Regions from separate parts of the Mus musculus genome. Here region 2 is linked to region 1. A link is a loop called in an ENCODE intact Hi-C map of the cell type or tissue named here. Cell type or tissue: heart. All regions are shown on one strand. Each heading gives the region's core, and the rest is flanking DNA. Links, peaks and the distances in the headings are about the cores only.

Evidence for each region. Peaks named below come from ENCODE experiments on the same cell type or tissue, not always from the same donor. Only the 100,000 strongest peaks of a DNase experiment are listed, where the experiment ranks them.
Region 2: it touches region 1 in a loop (4-fold over the local background); 3 of 42 quality-filtered maps call a loop at or near these places.

Annotation. Positions count from the first base shown.
Region 1 is chr2:34,866,369-34,877,085 of GRCm38, forward strand. It overlaps Psmd5 (proteasome (prosome, macropain) 26S subunit, non-ATPase, 5), which reads right to left and starts at 4,594. Exons shown (of 10, transcript NM_080554.2): 1 at 4,382-4,594; 2 at 525-669. The coding sequence starts at 4,554. It overlaps Cutal (cutA divalent cation tolerance homolog-like), which reads left to right and starts at 8,028. Exons shown (of 6, transcript NM_030021.3): 1 at 8,028-8,223. The coding sequence starts at 8,158. In heart, for the core only: no CTCF peak of the experiment used is centred there; a DNase peak (open chromatin) is centred at 4,663; H3K4me3 peaks cover 3,872 bases; H3K27ac peaks cover 2,472 bases; H3K27me3 peaks cover 1,625 bases.
Region 2 is chr2:34,796,269-34,806,985 of GRCm38, forward strand. It overlaps Rabepk (Rab9 effector protein with kelch motifs), which reads right to left and starts at 3,644. Exons shown (of 8, transcript NM_145522.4): 1 at 3,483-3,644; 2 at 1,107-1,165. The coding sequence starts at 3,500. It overlaps Fbxw2 (F-box and WD-40 domain protein 2), which reads right to left. Exons shown (of 8, transcript NM_013890.4): 8 at 8,096-9,731. The coding sequence ends at 9,443. In heart, for the core only: CTCF peaks have their summits at 5,464 (motif pointing right) and 6,247 (motif pointing right); DNase peaks (open chromatin) are centred at 3,513 and 6,033; H3K4me3 peaks cover 3,911 bases; H3K27ac peaks cover 3,181 bases.

The DNA.
Region 1 (10,717 bases), core at 1,205-9,204:
TTTTTTTTTTTTTTTTTTTTTTTTTTTAGAAAAATAAGAATACCATTTTTAATTCTAGGGCAGTAAGAAGATTAAATGGATGAGGCAAAGTATCTGCTACAATGCTATAGTTTCTGGCATATATATGGGGAATGAATAAATACCACCCTCCCACCCACCGCAAACGGAATGCACAGATTAGAGAAGAGAAGGGAAAGCTGCAGACTGCTGGGTAACCAACTGCAGTGCCTAACATACATGACCCCAGCAGCGTACCACACAAACGCTATGATATCTGGCTGTCAGGATGAAAGCCGCTACTATAATGTGTTGGCTTTGTGAAGTTTACACTTGGTTCAAGCTTCTCCAATACAACGTGATATAGCAGAGTAACTTCTAAACCCCTAAAAGTCAGTTTCTACAGCCTGGGAGCTCCTTACAGGTTGATCTCGTGAGCTCGCACAGCAGTGGCAGCACACCTGCCACATCCAAGGGCTTCAGTGAGTGACTTAGACGTTTCTGCATTTACCACTATGATTCCATACCTGCGACAGAGTGAGGGTTTTTACAGAGTCATCAGGGTGAGTCAGTCCCCTCTGCAGGTCAAGCCTGAGGTTCCTGGCCAAGTGAATCGGCTCCACAGCTTGGAGCAGCCTCTCCAGAATGGAGACACACAAAGCAGTCTGTTCCCTAAAGGAGACAGCACAGGTCTCAGTCATATCACGTCAGGCTGGAGACAACAACCTAACACCTAAAGTGACGATTTCTCCTGAACACTTTCTTCAAAGAAGCAGATTCTCGTCACTTATTAGACATTTAGTGTATCTCTGCACTAAACTCTTTGCAATGCCTGTGTTGGGGCTACAGAGACAGATAGGACATATTGTCTAGCTTCAGAAAGGTCACTCTAATAGAAGACATGCACACAATAAGATAGACAAAGTATAGATGTATGCCATAAGCTAGGGATAGAAGCTGTAGCAGATTAAAAGTAAGTTTGCAAGATATGGGTAAGGCTTCCAGGAGCAGTAACTCGGAACTAAGTGTTCAGGAAGACCCAGGAATGAATGGCTTAGAAAGGTGTTTCAAGCAGAGGAAGTCGCAGCACACAAGAACACACAGACAAATCAGATACTGCACTAATACTGCAAAGAAGCCTTACGGAGCATGTCATGCCTGTGCTCTGGACTGGGGAGGGTAGAGATGGCAGAGGGTAAGATGAGTGGTAAGAAACAAAACTAAGAGGTTCTTATGCCATCCTTGGCTTTTCCAGAGAAGCAATGCCCAGTGATGCAGTGGCTTTAAGCAGAGAACAGACACAAGGACAGCTAGCTTACAGCCATCTCTTGGGGATAGACACAAGGACAGTTGGCTTACAGCCATCTCTTGGGGGCTGAGATGAGACTCAGGGGTGGAACATACATACACAGCATGTACAAAGTCCTGGGCCAACCCCTAACGCCAAGTTGACAGAACAAAAGAAGACATGAAGAAGAAAGAGGAGAGGCCGCTCTGCAGCATGATAGAGAGGTTGTTCCAGTAGAAAGCAGCCAATGGATGTGGAAGGTGATGAAGGAGCAAATCAGAGCATCAGCAAAGGGGAGAAAAGGGAAAACGCCTGAAAGCTATCAGAGAGGTAAACCACTCCGAACTTGATGACTACTTGCTGTAGGTATGGATCTTGTTCCCGAACAATTTACTTGCCTCTTAATAGGCAATATAAATAAATGGGCTAATTTATGTCTGATGCCAGGATAGAATTAAACTGGCCTAACTTTCCAAGACTGCGATAAGAATACAAATCAAAAACCTTACAAATGAGCACACTTGAGCTGGGGAGATGCTCAGTGGGTAAAGCACCTGCCATGTACGTGAGGAGCTGAGTTGCAATTCCCAGATTCCCTAGAGAGACTGGATGGCTCAGTGAGAAGGCTCACAAAGCCAGCCCGACGACTTGCAGAACCCAAGGGAAACACTGCATTATAGTACTATGCACCTGACAGTAGAATTGCAGGATGCTTACAGGCCAGCTAGCTTGGAGCTGAGGTTCTCAACCTGTGGGTCACAGCCTCTTTGTGGGGTGGACCACCAGAACACAGATATTTATACTACAATTCACACCAGTAGCAAAATTACAGTTATGAAGAAATAATTTTATGGTTGGTGGTCACCACAACACAAAGAACTGTATCTAAGAGTTGTAGCATTAGGACAGTTGACAGCCACTGGCCAGGAGTCTGATGGGTGGTGATGGGGGTTGGGGGGGAGAAGGGGGAAAATAAACAACAAAAAGACCCCCAGATGTCCTGCCTCAACAAATTGGAAGATGAGAATAGATTCCCTGAAGTTGTCCCCACACATGCACTCCAGCGAGCACACACATGCTTGCTCTCTCTCTCTTAAAATAATTTTTAAAAGCAGTGATGGTTTAAAGTGTATTGTGTATAAACTGTCTCAGGTCCTATGTGAGCCTTAGCTGCCAAGCAAGCTAAAGGTGGTAAGTCAGTCATCCTTGTTGGACTTCTATGGTGAGTATCAGTGATCTTAGGTGTTAAATTTCCCTCACGCAAGGTGTCAAGATTACAGATTTACAGCAACAAACCCAGAACCTGAATCAGCAGAATTTCTTATGTGGTCTAGACAACAAATTAGTAACAGTAGTGTAGTGTGGAGACTGCAATACTATCAGAGGAGAATCACTCCAACATATTGCAACTGCCATATATAGTACATATCCAGCTCTAAGTGCCCATTCAAACTGCCTCCTAGAAGCCGGGCGTGGTGGCACATGCCTTTAATCCCAGCACTTGGGAGGCAGAGGCAGGCGGATTTCTGAGTTTGAGGCCAGCCTGGTCTACAAAGTGAGTTCCAGGACAGCCAGGGCTATACAGAGAAACCCTGTCTCAAAAAAAACAAAAAACAACCAAAAAGCTTCCTAGAATACCACCCCAGCACGCAGCAAACTGTCTTCTCCATTTACTATATTCCCAAACTTCCCAACTTTGGTTCCTGTTGCCAACCTGCACTATGATTTTTCAGAGTCTTTTCATTTTCAATATGAAAAGCCGGCTAGGGAGAAGCCCTGGGAGAGAGCCTGAGCTACATACTGAGTTTAAGACAAGCTCTATACAGCAAGATCCTATTTCAAAACAAACTAACAAAACTGGACCCAGTACCTTCTTTAAAGGCTGTAGGCCTCATCTTGTATTTACCATGTATTTCCTGAACTGTACTTCAGGGCAGATGCAGAGAGGAACAAATGTGTTTCCTAACCACAAAGACACACACAGAATTATAACAAGGGAAAGGTATCCAGAATTATAAACAGAAAAATGATAATGTCATTATGGTGTCTGACGAAGAGCCACTTGCAGCTGGAGAAAGACTTTTTTGGGGAGGTGGCACATGGGCTGGGTCCACAGTCAGTAGAACTGGTGTGAGAGGAGTTCAGAAAGTGCCAAGTCATGCTCTAGGAACGTTAGTGATGGTAACACGGTAGTGGAACAGATGCGCTCAGTGGAGTAAATGAAGGAGAGTAGCCTGGAAAAGCAGACTGGAAAGCTACCAGGAAGGGCCCAAATACCAAACTATACAATCATGATTTCCACAGACAAGCTAAGCCAACTGACCTGAGACATTAGTTCTGGTTGCAGGGTGAGGGCTAGTCAGAAAAGGAAAATAACCACTAAAATACTGACTGTTAAAACCAACTTAGCAGACGTAGCAGGAGTAAGAGATGTAGCAGAAGGGAGGTAAGAAAGCGCACTGAAAGCATTCAGTGCTGACTGACTGGAGCTCACTATCTTTTCAAATTAAAATTCAAATACAAAAAGCACATTAAATGATCAAGTTAACAAATACAAGACATTTCTAATTTAATGCTATAGATGCATATTCATCAAAAGTTGCTATCCTAACATTTTAATTCCAGTTGCACATTAATAACTTCTACATATAATCCTGGGTTATGCAGTTTACTCTCGCTTGTAAGGGGTATATAGTGGATTAATTTACACATAAGCTTTACAATTTTCCTTTTTTTTTTTTTTTACATTCAACACTTTCATACATACACAGATCGGCCGCGCAACGTTACGCAGCAATAATTTATGTCCTTAATGATTTATTAATATGGTTGTTTCTAGTTTAAAGTTTTGCTGTCTCACAAATCTGTTATTCCGTACATTTTAATTCCACTGGACAAGCATTCACTGGATACTGAAATTAAAAGGCGTGCCGTGGACCCCGCCACAATATCAGCAGAAGATTCCTTCCGGAGAGGAGAACCGTCAAGACCCGGGCAACACACAGTTGTGGACATCTTGCAATTGGACAACCTGGACTTTTCTCCGAAAGACCCCTGCAGCCATCCCTACCCGCCCAAGCCCGGTGCTTCTCTCACCGATTGTTCTGGTTAAGCAAGGAGAACAGCGGGCGGAGGCGTAGCTCCGCCGCCTGCTCGCGAAGCTCGTGCAGCGGCACAGCCTGCACCACTGACTGCAGCGCACGAAGCTCCTCCAGCGGCGCCTCCAGCCGCGCCACCTCCCGCAGGAGCGACACAGCCTGCGCCGCCATCTCCCTGGCTCCCGTCTGCCCGCCCACCTACTAGGTTCCCAGAGCGCCTCTCTGAATCTCGCGAGATCTTACGGAGCGAAGCCTCCCAGCAGATCTGTCAAGTCTCGCGAGATCCTTTCTCAACGCGGTCCCCGCCCCTTTCTTTGGGGCCCGGAGTCTTGCGCGTGCCGGGAGACTAAGAGACTGAGACCGCCCAGGGGATCAAGAGGCTTTGTGCACGCTCTCCGCAGAGGCCTCCGTGACGGAACCGGGATGACTGAACCCGAGTCCGAGGCCAGGTGGCCATCAAGATGAGGCACATGGTCCCCGAAAACTTGGACGTGGGGCGCCGGTTTGACGTCTGTCAGCCAATGGAAGGCCTGATTAAGAGAAGTTTGGGGCCGATGTGCAGGAAGTTTTCGGCATCTTCCAGAGTCTGCGCGTGACGTAATCACCGAAGGACAGACATAGCATTTAGTGCGGAGAGAAGGAGCAGGCCATGGAGGGGCTGGCCTCAGACTCCGAGACCAAATGCACACAGAAGTGTCTGATGGAAATCAGTGGTCAAGGACAAGCTATATATATTTCGTGAAAGAGAGAGAGGAGAGAGAGAGGGAGAGAAGCTTAAAAATCGCTGCCATCTGCGAAACACGGGGTTGTTGGAGAAGAACCATTAAAAGCTAGTTGACAACCAACTATTTCAAGCCGTTGGAATGTCTGGTCAGAGTTGTAGACCTCATTTGGTCCCCTGTGCCAAGGAGATGAGTCTGTTTTGGAACGCATGGCTTCCTGTTCTTTTACGGAAAGAGACAAAAATCCAGGAAGCTTAGAGGAGACTAAGGATGGGATGCCCATCTGTATGTGTGTTCGCGCGTGCATGTCAGGGACTCAGGTGACAACAATAAAACTCTGCGACTTTACAAAGACCCTAATCCCACTCTTTTGGAAAAGGTTAAACTACCCGTTTCCCCATTTTATGTCATACACACGGAGAACTGTCACTAACCGTTGTCTTCTCTTTTCGTTACTTCACGATTATCGTACCCTTGAAGCCTAGAAGCTAATTGGCAGAGAAAACTCTTGAATTAAAGGTGTGGGTGATTATGAACAGAAGTCCCAGGCATTCAGACTCCTCCCCAGCCCTCCAAACTCCCAGGGGCTTGTTTTCTGTAGCCCTTGGATCATAATATTTTCCAGACATTCAGGAATTATATCAAGAAGACATTTGACCACTTTGCTCCCTGCGTTGAAAAAGAAAACTCACTTAAGTAACACAGCAGCCTTATACTACTTTTAGTAGTTGTAAAAGAAGTTTAAAAAAAAAAAAAGATGACACATAGCCAGTCATTCTTAAAGCTTGCGAGAAACTTAGGAGTATGTTGTGAGTGGCCACACACGTTTCCCTAGAGCTGATGAGATTTAAAAAGAATGGAGAATTGATTTGGTTAAAAATAATATTGGGAAAAGTGAGCCAAGAGTCTATATCCATAGACAAGAAGACCAATCCCTGCAACCACAGACTGAAGATGACTCTAAGCAAAGCGAATGTTGCCTATGCTAGGCCTCAGCCCTCACTGGTTGCAATTGCCCTGGATCCTGGCTTGAGATGGCTCAGCAGATAAAGGCACTTGCTGGCAAGCTGAAGACCTGAGTTCCATTCTTTATGGTATAAGGAGAGAGCTGACTCGTACACGTTGTCTTCTGAATGCCACACCGTGGCACATAGTCTTAAGTGCTGGCACATAGAGACATACACATGCCACAATATGTGTGGAGGTCAGAGGGCAACTTGCTCTCTTTCCATCATTTGGGTTCTGGGATTGAACTTAATTCTTCAGGTGTGGTGGCAAGCACTTTTACCTAATGAGCCATCTCTCTGGCTCAAACTCATCTCTATTGGCTCAATAGGTTGTCTATTTTGTTGAACTAAAACACACACACACACACCAGAATAATCTAGATACAAAATAGTGCCATAACCAGTTTATGCTGTGTCTCTTTCCCTATGTCTGGAGTTGTAATCATTGTCAAGTTAGGATATGTCACATTAAAGAGCTAAATTAAAAATTTGGAAATCTTTGAGCCAATGCAGTATAGCTTAGCAGGCAAGTACACTTGCTGCCAAGTTCAGTTCCTTGGACAAAAACTACATGGCTAACAAGAGAGAACAGACTTATGCAAAGTGTCTTTGACCCCTATATGTGCAACATGGCACATTGCCAGAACCTCACAGATACACTAAATAAATAAATGGACAACTCTCTTTTTAAAAAAAATCCAAAGAAGCCGGGAGGTGGTGGCGCACGCCTTTAATCCCAGCATTGGGAGGCAGAGGCAGGCGGATTTCTGAGTTTGAGGCCAGCCTGGTCTACAGAGTGAGTTCCAGGACAGCCAGGGTTACACAGAGAAACCCTGTCTCGAAAAACAAACAAACAAACAAACAAAAATCCAAAGAACTAAGAATATATAGAATCCAAAGAGTATATATATTTAGATGTTTGTACTTTTATGTGTGTGTTTGCCTGAATGTCTGTCTGGTGCCTGTGGAGGCGTTGGATCCCCTAGAACAGTTATGGATGGCTGTGAGCTGACATGTGGATTCCGGGAACTGAACCTGTGTCCTCTGAAGACCAACAATTGTTCTTAAGTACTGAGCCATTTCTCCAAGCACAGAATAAAATAGTTTCCAAAAAGTTAGCAACTCTAGCAACGGAGGATTCTGCATTCCTGAAGGACAATACTCAGCTGCTGGCTTATTGCTTTTCCAGTTTGTGGCAGCCCCCCCCCCCATTGGAATGCTTCTAAGTGTGTATGATGTGTGTTAAAAGATGATATTGGGCTGAATTCTAAGAAAGGCTTCCCAGAGCAACTGGTTTGGGAAGAGAGAAATGAATTCACTGGGCACAAGTACAGGTCTCTCTCTCTCTCTCTCTCTCTCTCTCTCTCTCTCTCTCACTCTCTCTCTCTTTCTGTGTGTGTGTGTGTCTGTCTGTCTGTGTGTGTCTGTGTGTGTGTTGAGGGGTGGTTTTCTCTGTGTTGTTACCTGGAACTTGCTTCGCAGACCAGGCTGGCTTCAAATTCACAGAGATCCACCTGCCTCTGCTTCTGCCTCTGGCACACTAGAACTGTAGGCTTTAAGGCCAGGGAGGCAGTTCGATGAGTGTGTGCGATTCACTTGCTGGTTTTTGTGGGTGGCTTTGGCCTGTTTACAGAAGGATTTTATCTGTGTGTTCAGGCTTTGTGCGCTGGGGTTTCAGAAGGTTTTGTTTCCTAAGAAAGGCTTTGTCTTTGTCTACCTATGTGGTTTGTTTACATGAATAGGAAGGAAAAGTAGCATTAGTTTTTGTAAGAACAGTAGCTCTGAAAAGTAAGCTCGGAAGAGGTGTTAACTAGTGGGGGAAAAAAACAAACAAACAGAAGCCAGCTTTCTTTCCCTGCCTGCTGACCCGCTGCTGGCCAGCCCCGCTGGGAGGGGCAAGCTGGATAGTGTCCTGGAAAAAGGTGTGTGCAGGGGAAGGAGGCTGCAGCTTAGGCTTCAGTGCCCGCCTCCCCGGCCCGCACCCTACCTGAGGCTGTAGTTCACGGTTACTGCCTAGGGCTAAATCCCCAATCCCCAACACCACCATGGACAGACCGGAATCACGGTGCCCTCCACCGGGCTCCCTCAGGCTCGTCCTTACATGCCTCCTGGTGAGTGCCCGGGTTGATTATACCGTCCTCCTTGCCCGCCCTGAGGCTTTTACCTGGGGACAGAGGGAGAAGAACTGAAGGAAAGGTATTTCTCTTCGCTGTTTTCGGGGTTTGAAGTGTGGGCAGGTTTGTGGGAGAACAGTTGAGAGTCTTGGGAGTCCTTCCCGTCCAGGTCCAGGAGGCCATCCAGTGTTAATGGGTTAGCAGCACCCTCTCACGCCTGCCGCGAGGGGATAAATGGGGTTGTACTCTGTGAGGGGAGAGTGCTTGCGGTGCAGTCTCCTAAGCCCTGTTTATTAGGTCTTTGCCTATTACAGTTACGCCTGTTTTCAGCAGGCTGCTATCTCATCTCTGAAGTGTCCGAAAAAGCGAATGTAGACAGTGGCATAGTAGCTGCCAATGGTAATGAGGACAGGACTGTAGGAGCGTCCAGAGTCCAAGGTTCTCTCTGCCTGATTTTGGTACCCACATTTGGAGTGATTACTCCCTTTCTCTGGCCACTATTTCTTTATTTGTGAAAGCTGCTGTAAGTCTATTTGAGGATTTTTATTTTTATTAAGTTCTGGATTTGTAGCCAGAAAAAGGTATAAGCTGAAAGTTGTGTTGATCTCAAGGGTTTTACAGATTCCTTAAAGCTAGGTTGGTTAAAATGTAATCCACTGGATCAGGTGAGGCTTCCTCTGCCTCATCCTGGATTTGTGACTCATTTCTTAAAGGCACGGTAAATACTCTAGGACAGAGAGAAAGGAGCCCACATGGTTGGTCTGTAATCCCAACATAGGCTGAGGCAACAGAATCCCTGCAAGTTCAAGGCTCACCGGGTCTACATAACGAGTTCAGGCTATCCAAGGGTACTTAGCAAGGTTGTCTAAAAAAGCAAAATAGAAAGAAAGGAAAAAAAAAAAGGGATAATGACTGGACCAAGTAAGAAATAACTGAACAGATACATACAATATTTTATTTAAATATAAAATTAGAAAAGCTGTATAGTTTATCGAAAGGACCCAGATGTAGCTGTCTCTTGTGAGACTATGCCAGAGCCTAGCAAACACAGAAGTGGATGCTCACAGTCAGCTAATGGATGGATCACAGGGCTCCCAATGGAGGAGCTGGGGAGAGTACCCAAGGAGCTAAAGGGATCTGCAACCCTATAGGTGGAACAACATTATGAACTAACCAGTACCCCGGAGCTCTTGACTCTAGCTGCATATGTATCAAAAGATGGCTTAGTCGGCCATCACTGGAAAGAGAGGCCCATTGCACACGCAAACTTTATATGCCCCAGTACAGGGGAACGCCAGGGCCAAAAAGGGGGAGTGGGCGGGTAGGGGAGTGGGGGTGGGTGGGTATGGGGGACTTTTGGTATAGCATTGGAAATGTAAATGAGCTAAATACCTAATAAAAAATGGAAAAAAAAGCTGTATAGAAAAGATATAAAGTATAAACCATTTATAATCTGACAATGTTTCTTTAAAACTAAGTTTGGGGAGGTGGCTTAGTCAGCAAGGAGCTGGCCATGAGTGTCATTCAGATTTCCAGTAGCTATGTCAAGAAGCACACAGCAGCACATCTGTAACCTCAGCACTAGGGATGCTGGGGATTGCAGGGCAGTAGACCCTGAAGTTCACTGACCAGCCAGCCTCGCTGAGCCACTGAGGTCTAGGGCCAGTGAGAGACCCCGTCTCAAAACATAAAATGGCCCTGGACAAAGAACTACAGGCAACTAAGGAATTCTGAGAGCAGAAGCAGTCTACACACACACACACACACACACACACACACACACATGCACACGCACATGCACACACACGCGCGCACGCATACATGCACAACACTAGATTGAGCAGGTTGTCTATATATGTATATATATACACACACACGTAACATTGAGTAGATGCAACAGGTTGTATTTATATATGTGTTTATATATATGCAATAGTAACAAAGAAAGGGAGGGAAAGTGGGAGAGGTGGAGGGGGAAGGAGAAGAGAGAATGACATTATATTTTAATTTCAGAAGAATATTTTTTAAAAAGGTGAAAAGCATCTGAGAAAGACACCCAACATTGACCTCTGAACGGGTCTTCCCAAGCACATGTATGCAAGTGTACACACACAACATACACATTATAGTCACGTCCCTTCCCATTAAAGTGAGTGTTTGGTATGGCATTGACAGCAGTGAAAGCAGCTGCCTTCTGCAACAGTGTTTCTGTCAGGGAGTGGGGTACTTTCCACCTATCAATTCTGTAGCCATAAAAGTCACTTTCTAAACTACCATCCATTGTTGGGTTCATGCTGACCTTTCCTGCTTATGGTACTTTGTTAATGTGCTATGGGACTGTCAGTACAGAAGAGACTAGGAATGACAACTTCCTGTCCAGCAGGGGAGGTGGGAGCAACCACAGTGACAACAGTTCTGATCTCGACTTGCTAGTGGATGAGAGCATCTCCTTCCCTGTCCTGAGTCAAAATAGTCCCCAGACACTACTCAG
Region 2 (10,717 bases), core at 1,874-9,873, 69 kb before region 1:
TGTCCTGGTGGTTTCTATGGACACCCATCTCCATCCCTATCAGTGATTACAGGATCTCTCATTCTTGTCCGGATCTGTCCTGCATGTGGATTTGTGTTCATGAATACCCCTTCTTTGTTTTCACAGTCAAAGAAAAGTTTTAACATAAAAGTTCTTTCTGTCTTTATTGTTTTCTGGAGAGCATCTTACTCCATCATCCAGGCTAGCCTTGGATTCTCAGCAATCCACCTGAATACTTGATAGTCCGTCTCAAAACAAAACAAAGCTAATCTTGGTGGCCATGCCTGTGATCCCAGCACTTGGGAGGCTAGGAAACGAGGATTGCTCAAAATTCGGAGCCAACCTGGGCTACATGAGAATCTGTCTCAACAACAAATCAAACAGCAAAATAAATAAATAAAGACATCTGAAGTTGGATGGACAGGTACATACAGGATATGCAGGGCCTCGTTTAAGGTTCCTGCTTTGTCGTATTGTTCAGGGAGAGGGATGGAACTATTCATACTAAGCAGAGCTCTATAACCAAGCTACATTGCCAGTTCTCTATTGGGTTTTACCCCGGAGCATGTCTCCAGAGCACGTGTGATGGCTCTGGAGCAAGGTAATTGTGGGAAGTGGGCATGGAGGCTCAGTTGGAGTCAGTGGGACCTTGTCCACCCTTCTGGGATCCCCTCAGTGCAGGTCACACTCCATCACTTGCTCTGCCTCTAGCTTCAATACATAGGGACCATTTGCCTTAGGGCTTCGGAGCTTTTACAGTCTCATCACTGTTAGTCGCTATGAGTTGCTGAATGAAGGGTTTAACAAAAGCCAAATAATCCAAATTCCCTAAAGTCTCAGCTTAGAGGAGGACCTGAGGGATGGAGCTGAGGATGCCAGATGGCCAGTGCTTTATTCTTCCTGGTAAACAGATTTTAATAAAATTAACAGCTGCTCTTTGATAATTATTTCCCCTCTATCTTTCCTCTGAAGATCTTCCCAGACAGTTTCAGTCTCATTACCACAGTTTCATGACTACCTCTTTGCAGTGATAATCAGATGTGTTAGCAAACTACATGAAACAAAAACTCAAGTTCTTATATGCATCTGAATCCTTCCTTACAGACCATGTGGCTTTCCTGGGCTTGTCTCCAGGCTCCAAGATGGGCAGCTGCTTCATGATGCCCTGTGCAGAAGAGAGGAAGGGAGTGTTCAGACATCTTCCCACAAGACAACAAACCCAACCACACCCCTCTCAAACCTTTCTTATTGGATTGTGGAGGAGCTCAGTGGTAGAGCATTTGCCCAGGATGAGAAAGGCCCCAGGTTGAAACCAGGAAGAAAAACAACAAAACAAAACAAACACCCCAAATCTCTGAGGTTGAATGTACGAAGTTCAAAGGCCTGACAAATCTGAATCAACGTTACCACACTTCTGAGATAATTCTTTCTTGTTCAGAAACAAGTAGCCCAGGCTGACTTCCAACTCTGGGCAACTCTCCTGCCTAATTCTCCTCAGTACTGTAACCACTATATCCAGCTGCCCCCCCCCCACCCCCCGGCCCCCAGTGATAATCCAGGGCTTTATGCATGCTAGGTAAGTGTCTATCTTGAGTTACATTCCAGCTGTTGACACAACATAGCTTTTGAAGTTTCTCAGCTAATGTTTTCCTTCTGTCTGTAAGGCTCATAAGGGATGAACATACATCAAACTGTCAGAGGCCTTAAGATCTTTATTAAGATAAAACAGGTTAGCCAGGTGGTAGTGGCACACACTTTTAGTACCAGCACCCAGGAGGCAGAGGCAGGAGGATCTCTGAAGTTTGAGGCCAGCCTGGTCTACAGAGTGAGTTCCAGGACAGCCAGGACTATCCAGGAAAACCGTGTCTTGAAAAGCAAAAACAAAAACAACAAACAAAACCCGAAAGAACCACCTCCAAAATAAAGAACTCACAGGGTGTCAAGGAAGGCAGCCATGCAGCGGGTGCAAATCAGAACATATGAAAACGGCATAATGAGACATGTTGTTTTATAGGCTAACTTAAAAATTGGATTTAAACTTTTTTTTTTTGAGAGCCAGGCATAGTGGTGCACACCTTTAATCCCAGCACCGGTGAGGCAGAGGTGGGGGCATGTGGTCTCTGTGATTTCTATGCCTGCCTAGTCTACATAGTGAGTTCTAGGACATCTAGGGCTAACCCTGCCTCACCTTGGCCCTAGCATGCCATAGAAACCAAGTTTTCTGGTCTCTATCTTTTTGCTGTTATTTTCGGACAGGATCTCACTCTGTGGCTTTTTGGGGCCTTGCCTGCAATACTGGGCTTTCTGTTGCTCCTCTGACTTTCATAACTTGCACTGCCTCACCCAGTGGGAATTTAATAAAATTAACAAGCATTCTGTGGTAATTACTGCCGCCCCTATCTTTCCTTCCTGTAAATTTTCACACTGCTAGTGGATATTTAAAGCCAGTTTCAAGGAGTTGGCATGGCTCTGTGGTAGAGTGTCTGTTTAGCATGGGCAAAGCTCTGGGTTCAAGTCCCAGAAAATTTCAAAGGTTATTTAAAGAGATTACCCCTTTCCAGTCTCTCAAGTTACTGCTCCTGCCTCAGGGATTAGCAATATACATCACATACACCCTCGGCAGGAAGGCTTAATCAGGACTTGGGTTTAGACCACAATATATATGACTGTATCCATTTAACCACCATATTACAGGAGTCATTCTGAACGTAATTATCTTTTCTTTTAAACTCATTACTCATTTAGAGACACGGTCTTATGTACCTTAGGCTAGCCCCCACTCATTATGTAGCCAAGGATGACCCTGAACTTCTGCTTCTCTTGCTGCCACCTCCCAAAAGCTGGAATTACAGGCAAACACCACCATACCTTTTTATGCCTTCTGGAGATCAAACCCAGGGCTAAGTTCTCGATAGGCAGGCAGTCTACCAATTGAACTACACCCTTACATCCCTGAATGTAACTATCTATTTAAAAGTCTGTAATCGGCCAGGCATGGTGGTGCACTACATGGCACTAGAGAGGCTTGAGGCAGCAGAGGCCAGCTTGAGCTACACAGTGAGACTTGTCTCAAAATAAAAGTAACAGAAAAGTATCGAAACTAGATTCCAAAATGTTAGCATGTCCGGCCTTCTGATTCATTCCGATAACTTACCAATGGACCTGCAGAGTGTAGAAGTGAAGGACAAACGAATGAAGAAAGGGAATTAAAGGAGAGTTGGGCCGATGAGGCCCACAAGCGGGCTAGGCTAATGACCACAGGGTCAGCCCAGAGCTTAGAGGGGCCGGCGTGGCGGGGACTCTCCTAGCCACCTCCTTTGCGTCCCCTCTGCCGGCCACATCTCCGCGCGAAAGAAGTCGGGGTCAGGGAGAAATGGCTGCCAGCTTTCCCCAAAACTGACCGGCCGGAGACCATGGGTACTACCCCTCCCACCCAGTTCAAGCCTACTGCCTTAAGAGACCTCCAGCCCAGCACCTATTACCTGCCGCAGCCCCCGCATGTCCTGGACGTGGCTCCACCCATGGGGCGGAGCTTAGGAGCCCGTCCTCTTCCCCAGTCCCGGAAGCGCGTCCAGGCCAACCGCTCTACGCCTCCGGGTCTCCGGGACTACGCGCCAAACTTAGTCAGGGCCTCCCGGAACTCTGCGTACTGGTTGGCATCCGGTCCATAACTCCAATTTCGGGTCCCGACGGAGTTTGTTACAGCAGTCCTTAGTAGTGACTTCTGAAGGGGAAGGATGGGTTGGAACTCACGTAAGCCAGGCTGACCTTGAATTCTGCTTCAGGCTCCCGAGTGAGATTTCCTGCATGCCATAGGATGCTAGGTTTTGCCTGTGCAGGTTTGAGGTTGGTTCAAACTGTGGATCCTAAAGCGGGTTATTTCCATAATCGCTGTTTGTGGTTACAGCACGTTCCAGACCACAGGCCCTGGGCTTTCCGGGAGCTCACAGGCTGAGCAGAGAGATTAAACACGAAGGACAACTAGGAGGTCCTATTGTAAACGCTGAAGAATAAAAAGTTCATTGACACTGTATGTTCTTGGGGAAAGTTATTAATACTTTTGGTGTCTTCTCTCAGCGACACACAAATTTTAAGATTTCCATAGAGGTTGTAGTCGGGAATTTTTATGGAGGCCCAGAGCTGGTCCTTTGTAAAAGCCGTGATTATTTTTATCTAGACACAAACTACCTCTGTTGACAGCTTCATCTGCATCCTCTCTGATCTATGTCCTAGCTATAGGTGCCCCGTGACTTTCCTAAAACAAAGATAGCTCGCCTATGTGCCTATGTGTGAACAGAGTACCATACTCTGAGCTCACTAACTTCCCTCAGAACTCAAGACAGCCTAGAAACAGAAGTAGTGTGTCTTTAGTGGGAGAGGGAAGACAGACTGGCTTCAAACAAGCTCCCGCACTAAATGGGAAATGTCTGACGAGTCTGCTCCTCTCTGAACCCTAGTTTACTCATAGATAGAATGGGAATAGCAATATCGGAACACAGCTGTCTAGAGAATTTACTAGTGCAAGTAAAAGAAAAACTTGGGTTTTAATTTTGAGACAGGGTCTCATGCAGTCCAGGCTTGCCTCCCATCTCACTGTATACCTGAGGATGGTCTTGAACTCCTGATTCTGCTGCCTCCACCATACAAATGCTGTGATTTACAGAAAAGATTTACAATGCTCCCACTCCAATTTATTTATTTAGTTACTTGAAAATATAACCAAAATTCATGGACAAAGTAAAATTGGGCTACAGCTCTCTTCACAACTTTGCCATTATATTTCCAATACCTGAGTCTTTGTGATTGCCTGTAATTATCAGAAAGCTCCCATAGACTGCCAAAGAATTTAGAGGTATGCACTCACTCTGCTTTCTTTTTTTTTTTTTTTTAAGATTTATTTATTATATGTAAGTACACTGTAGCTGTCTTCAGGCACACCAGAAGAGGGTGTCAGATCTCATTACGGGTGGTTGTGAGCCACCATATGGTTGCTGGGATTTGAACTTGGGACCTTCGGAAGAGCAGTCAGTGCTCTTACCCGCTGAGCCGTCTCGCCAGCCCCTCACTCTGCTTTCCTTCTGGAGAGAATCAGGGCTAGGTTGGCTCTGCCATGTGCCCAACATATATTTAGACAGCGAGTCCTTCTCAGAGCTCCAGAATGTGCCTTGGGCCTTTTGGTTTGGATTACACCAAGAAGCCATGCTGGAAGGGTATATTATCAAGAAAAAATGGACTATCAGATGGTTTACATTGTAGAAACCAATTCATTTAGACTAGAAATCACATTCTAAGTTCTTGGAGGGATGTTTGAATTCTGTTTTTAAAAATGAGAGTCAAGGGGCTAAAAAGATGACTCAAACAAACCAACCAAGACAAATTCTTTTGTTTTGTTCTTCTTTTTTTTTTCTTTAAGATTTATTTATTTTACGTATATGAATACACTGTTGCTATACTCGGACACACCAGAAGAGGGCATCAGACCCCATTACAGATGGTTGTGAACCACCATGTGGTTGCTGGGGATTGAACTCAGGACCTCTAGAAGAGCAGCAGTCAGTGCTCTTAACCGCTGAGCCATCTCTCCAGCCCCTCTTTGGTTTTTTTCGAAACAGGATTTCTCTGTGTAACCCTGGCTGTCCTGGAAATCACTCTGTAGACCAGGCTGGCCTTGAACTCAGAAATCTGTCTGCCTCTGCCTCCCAAGTGCTGGTATTAAAGGCGTGAGCCACCACCGACCGGCCACTTACTCCAACTTTAACTGAAGATACCGACAGGGTGCTTTACAGGGTGGGAGAGCCAGGGAATTCTCAGTTACTCATTTTGTGGTCTTCCCTAGAAAAAGCCTCATCTAGTTTTTCGAAGGTGAAGTCTGTTGCAAGAGTAGAAGAGCTTTTCACTAAAACTACAAATCCCAGCACTCCCCGCGGCAGACAGCCACAGGTCCTAGGTTTCATCAGCAGGACAGCCGGGTTCTCGTGGAGACCCGACGCGGGGCGTGTCGGGGTTCTGAAGAGAGTCAGGCTTTGACGTCACTGCGCAGACTCCACTCACGGGTCGGACGTGACGTAAGGACGGTTCCGGCTTCGGCCTCCGCCGCTGGCAGCGATGCGGTTTGTTCTCCCTAAAATGGCGCCGCTGAATCTGGACAAGTATGTGGAGATAGCGCGGCAGTGCAAGTACCTTCCCTAGAACGACCCGAAGGTGAGCCGGGCCGGAGGCCGTCCAGCTTGCGAGGCAAGCCCCTTCCGGCGGAGGGCGCTCCGCGGTGTGAAAGGACCGGGTCCGAGGCGGCGTGACGCGGAGAACCAGGGGAGCCCGGATCCCCCGAATGCTGTCCAGTTCTTTGAGGGGAGATCCCGGGGGATGTCACGATCCCCTGACCCTCACGGGACTCCGAGCTTAAAGACTCTCACTTTAACTCGCTCGGCCTCCCGGAGACGGAGCCGGGCCGAGCGGGTAGTGCTCCCGGGATGGGGTCCTCCCAGCAGAGGTAACAGGAGCCGCTGTCTGCTCCAGGGACGCGGCCGCGGTGTGTTTAAGACCCTGAGAGGTGGAAGCCGGTGGGCGGGATCGATGCGACCATAATGGGAGAGAATGACAAGTCGCCTCAGCTTCACCACTCCCCTAAATTGCTTCTTAGGAGTGGTAGTTTTCTTCTGATAATTTGGATGTGGATCCCGTTTCTTAGCACGTTGCTGAGCTATTTAAGTGAACAAGCAGTTGCTTATCAATAAGTTCAAATGTTTTTATGACCTCTGAGCTGTTCCCCTGTAACTCAAAGTGTCGTTTTCTTGGTTTTCCAAAGTAGGTCTTACTCAGTTCAATAGGACCGTTAAAGTAGCTTGGCCATGGTGGCGCACTCCTTTAATTTCAGGACTCGGGAGACACAATCAGGTCTATCTCTGAGTTTGAAGCCAGCCTATGCCACAGGGTGAGTTCCAGGACAGCCAAGGTTATACACAGAGAAACCTTGTCTCAAACCCCCCTCCCCGAAAGAAAAAGACAAAATAAAACGAGTGTTAAAGAATGTAAAGGAAGTAAACTGTTGGTAAAACACTTGTTTTCAAACATTTTGCTTCTATCAAATGTAGTACTTAGGTTAGGTCCCCATTGATGTTTATCCTATTGATGGTAGTGACTATTCTATTAACTTTGATTTACTATGTAGTAAGTGCATAAGTGCTCATCTGAATTTCTTTTAATGATGTTTTTATGACAATTTTAAGCTATGAACTTAAAACCACCTTTTTCAAGAAAAGATTACATTTTTGTTTGTGAATTATATTTCTCTTGGGAAGATTTTTGCTCTGTGTGTGTTTATTTTTTCTTTTGGCACATGAAGTTGATATTTAAATCAGTTAACAAGCATGCAAAATTTACCTTATGGACCTGAGGAGACTCCCGATCCTCTTGCTTCTGCTTTCCAAAAGCTTCAACCTAACCACCATGCTTAGCTGCACTGTGCTTTTCTTTTTTTCCCCCCACCCCTTCCCTTCTCCCTCTTGCTCTGGCCCCCCTCACTCCGGCCCACGGATTTTATTTGATTCTCATTAAGGATGACTGTGAGCCACCATGTGGTTGCTAGGATTTGAACTCATGACCTCCAGAAGAGCAGTCAGTGCTCTTAACTGCTGAGCCACCTCACCAGCCCAATGACATTTTTAATTAATATTTGTGTATGTAGGTATGTACATGTGGTACCCTCCGAGGCCAGGCATTTGTGAGCTCCAGATGTGGTCCTCTGCACAGGCTTCATTGCTGATCAACCTCCAGCCCCACCCCTTTTTTATGTGTATGGGTATACAACATCATGTACCCCAAGCTGCCTTGAGCCCCTGATTCTCCTATAGTTTATTTTATTGTGGTATGAGGGTTGAACTGAATTTTTTTTTAAAACAAAGCGCTTTTTTTAGATTTATTTATTTTATGTATATGAATACACTGTAGCTGTACAGATATTTGTGAGCCACCATGTGGTTGCTGGGATTTGAACTCAGGACCTTTGGAAGAGCAGTCAGTGCTCTTACCCGCTGAGCCATCTTCCCAGCCCTGAATTTTTTAAAAAAGATGTGTTATTTATGTATGTGTAAGCGTACCTGTGTGAGTTTATGTGCAACATGTGTATGTTGGTGCTGGCAGAGCAGAGGGTGGTGGGAATTGAACCTAGTCTTAGTAGGAGTAGTAAGCTCTTTTAACTGGAACCACTCCAGTTCCTGTTGTGTGCTTTTAGATTTATTTTATTTTTGGTTTCTCTGTGTAGCCCTAGCTGTTCCAGAATGCACTTTACAGACTAGGCTGGCCCTGAATTCATATCTACTGTTGTCTGGGAGGGGGGGGGGAATTTGCACACACACCTCCAGAGGCAACGTTATATCTCTCTGGAGCTGCAGGTATAAGCAGTTGTAAACATCTGACATTGCAAACACCTGACATGAGTGCTGGTCATAGAACCCAGGCCCTCTACAAGAGCAGTATGTGCTCTTAATCCGAGTCATTTCTCCAGCCTACACCAAAAAATTGTAATTTTTTTCTTAGTAGTTAATCAAAAATTAGGGAAATTCCCTGCCCTGGAAATAGTTTTAAATAGTTTTTATCAGATTAATCTGCTTTATTGTCAGTGTATTTATGTGTGTACAAGTGTATATTTTAGCCTAGAGGAATCTTAGCCGATCACACATCTGAGGAAACAAGCCAGAAAAAGCACATGACTGAAGTAATGCCAGACACTCATTTTCCAGCTCAGAGCTCTTTATCACTCCAGGTCACCTGTGCCACCAGCCAGTTAGGGACTAGCTTTTTACATGTAAACTAAAGCTTCAGAAAACCTTTATATCTTAACATAGCCAACCCTGCCTCTGCCAAGAACTATGGGTTATAGCCCAGTGCAGTCAACCAGCAGACTCAGATCTGTGTTGGAAGACATTTGTAGATTTAAGGGATCTAGTAGAAAGTTAATGAATGTCACAGAATTCAAAGATGTTTTAACAATGGCTCTTTTAAAATCTAAACCCCATGTGAGAAAAGTTGCTATAACATAGCACCTTTGCTTCAATTTCAAAGAACAAAGGCTATTGGAAAAAAACTTTAATAACAGACTCCATGTGATTTTATGGGCAACCAATTAGCAGATTAGTGAATCATTTAACTTTCTTTACTCAATATTCCACTCAGAAAGATAAATCCAAAAATGCAACCTCTCTTACACTGACCAACATAACTAAGTACAAATGAAGTCAATGGTGTATCCCATTAGCATGCTGCGGTGTATGTCAGTAAACAAGCCCTCCCCGCCCCAGCCCTGGCAAACAGATAAATGATTGTGCACTGCGTGATGATACCTTTAGGTGAGAACTTTGGTTCATGCAGTTGGCTGCCATAGACATTGCACCCAAAACCCGCAGCCCTGGCACCCAAAGTCAGTCAGCGGTGGTAGCTCCTGGTGTCAGCAATGCTCCTTCCATAACACCAGGTGAATACTGTGGTCAGGCATGCTGGTGGCAAAGACTAAGCCCGTGTCATTGTGCCCATCCAATCCATTCAACCAGGACGCTTCGCCTGCCAGGAAGCTGGAGCCTCTCTTTGATTTCCTGTACTCTGGCAGAGGCCAGCGGCTAATTAGGCTCTCTGTCCTCAAGTCCATGATATATAGGTAGTGGTTGTCAAACAGCAGGGCGAAGACATCTCCAAAGCCAAGCAAGGCCAAGTTTGCTACCTCAGGTGTCTTGATGACCCTATAAGGAGGAGAGTTCAGGGTCATGAGGCAAAGGAAACATGGCTGGAGACACTTAAAACTCCCAAGCAAATTTAGAGCTAATAAGAATTTTTGATTAAAAGAATACCATGAGGATAAAAGTTAGCCTACTTACAAAAAGCAGGGAAGAAGAAACCTGCCCTCTGACAGACAAGCAGAGGCAAGGTGTTATGTTTGATAAACACAAAATATCCATCCAGGCTTGAAAGGATTCTACAGGTTAACTTATAATTCAAATTATAAAAACCACTTTATTTAATCATTTGCACTCTTAAGACTTAGAAACTGACACCCAGGCAGGAGTTCACAGAATCTGTTGGTTAGGGGTGAAAACCAGAATGAAGCCTGATTCATCCTCAGGACAAGTCTAAATGGCTTTTTCTCTAAAAATACTACTAGCTAGAGATAGTAAAAACTGCTGGGAATTTATAAGCATCTATTAACAATGGATTCATAGGTTTTAGAAACAACTGGCTAAGTTGGAAAATCAGTCACAGCTTTCATAGGGTGGCAGTTCCCAAATACCAATGACCAAGACACAAAATGGGAGACCTAATGCAATATATGCACCAATGAAAAAAGAAAAACAAAAATCAAAGCAGCTTCCCTGTGTCAAGCACCAGATTGACAGGACAAGTCAGATGTTGTCTGGAGTCTACACTTTCCCACGGCAACCTCCTTAGGCTCCTTTGGTTGGGAGGTTAGTTTAGATGTTAACAAGGACACCAGCAATATCTTAGACCAGCTTATGTCTAAGAGGCCAACTAGAACGGGGGTGGCTGGTAAACTCGGTGAAGCAAGAACAGCCAAGGATAATAGCTAGAGCAGCGTTTGAGTAGAACAACCCTTTCACAGGGGTCTAAGACCACTGGAAAATACAGATGTTTGCGATTCATAACAGTAGCAAAAGTTATAGTTATGAAGTAGCAATGAAATAATTCTATGGCTGGTGTCACTACAAAATGA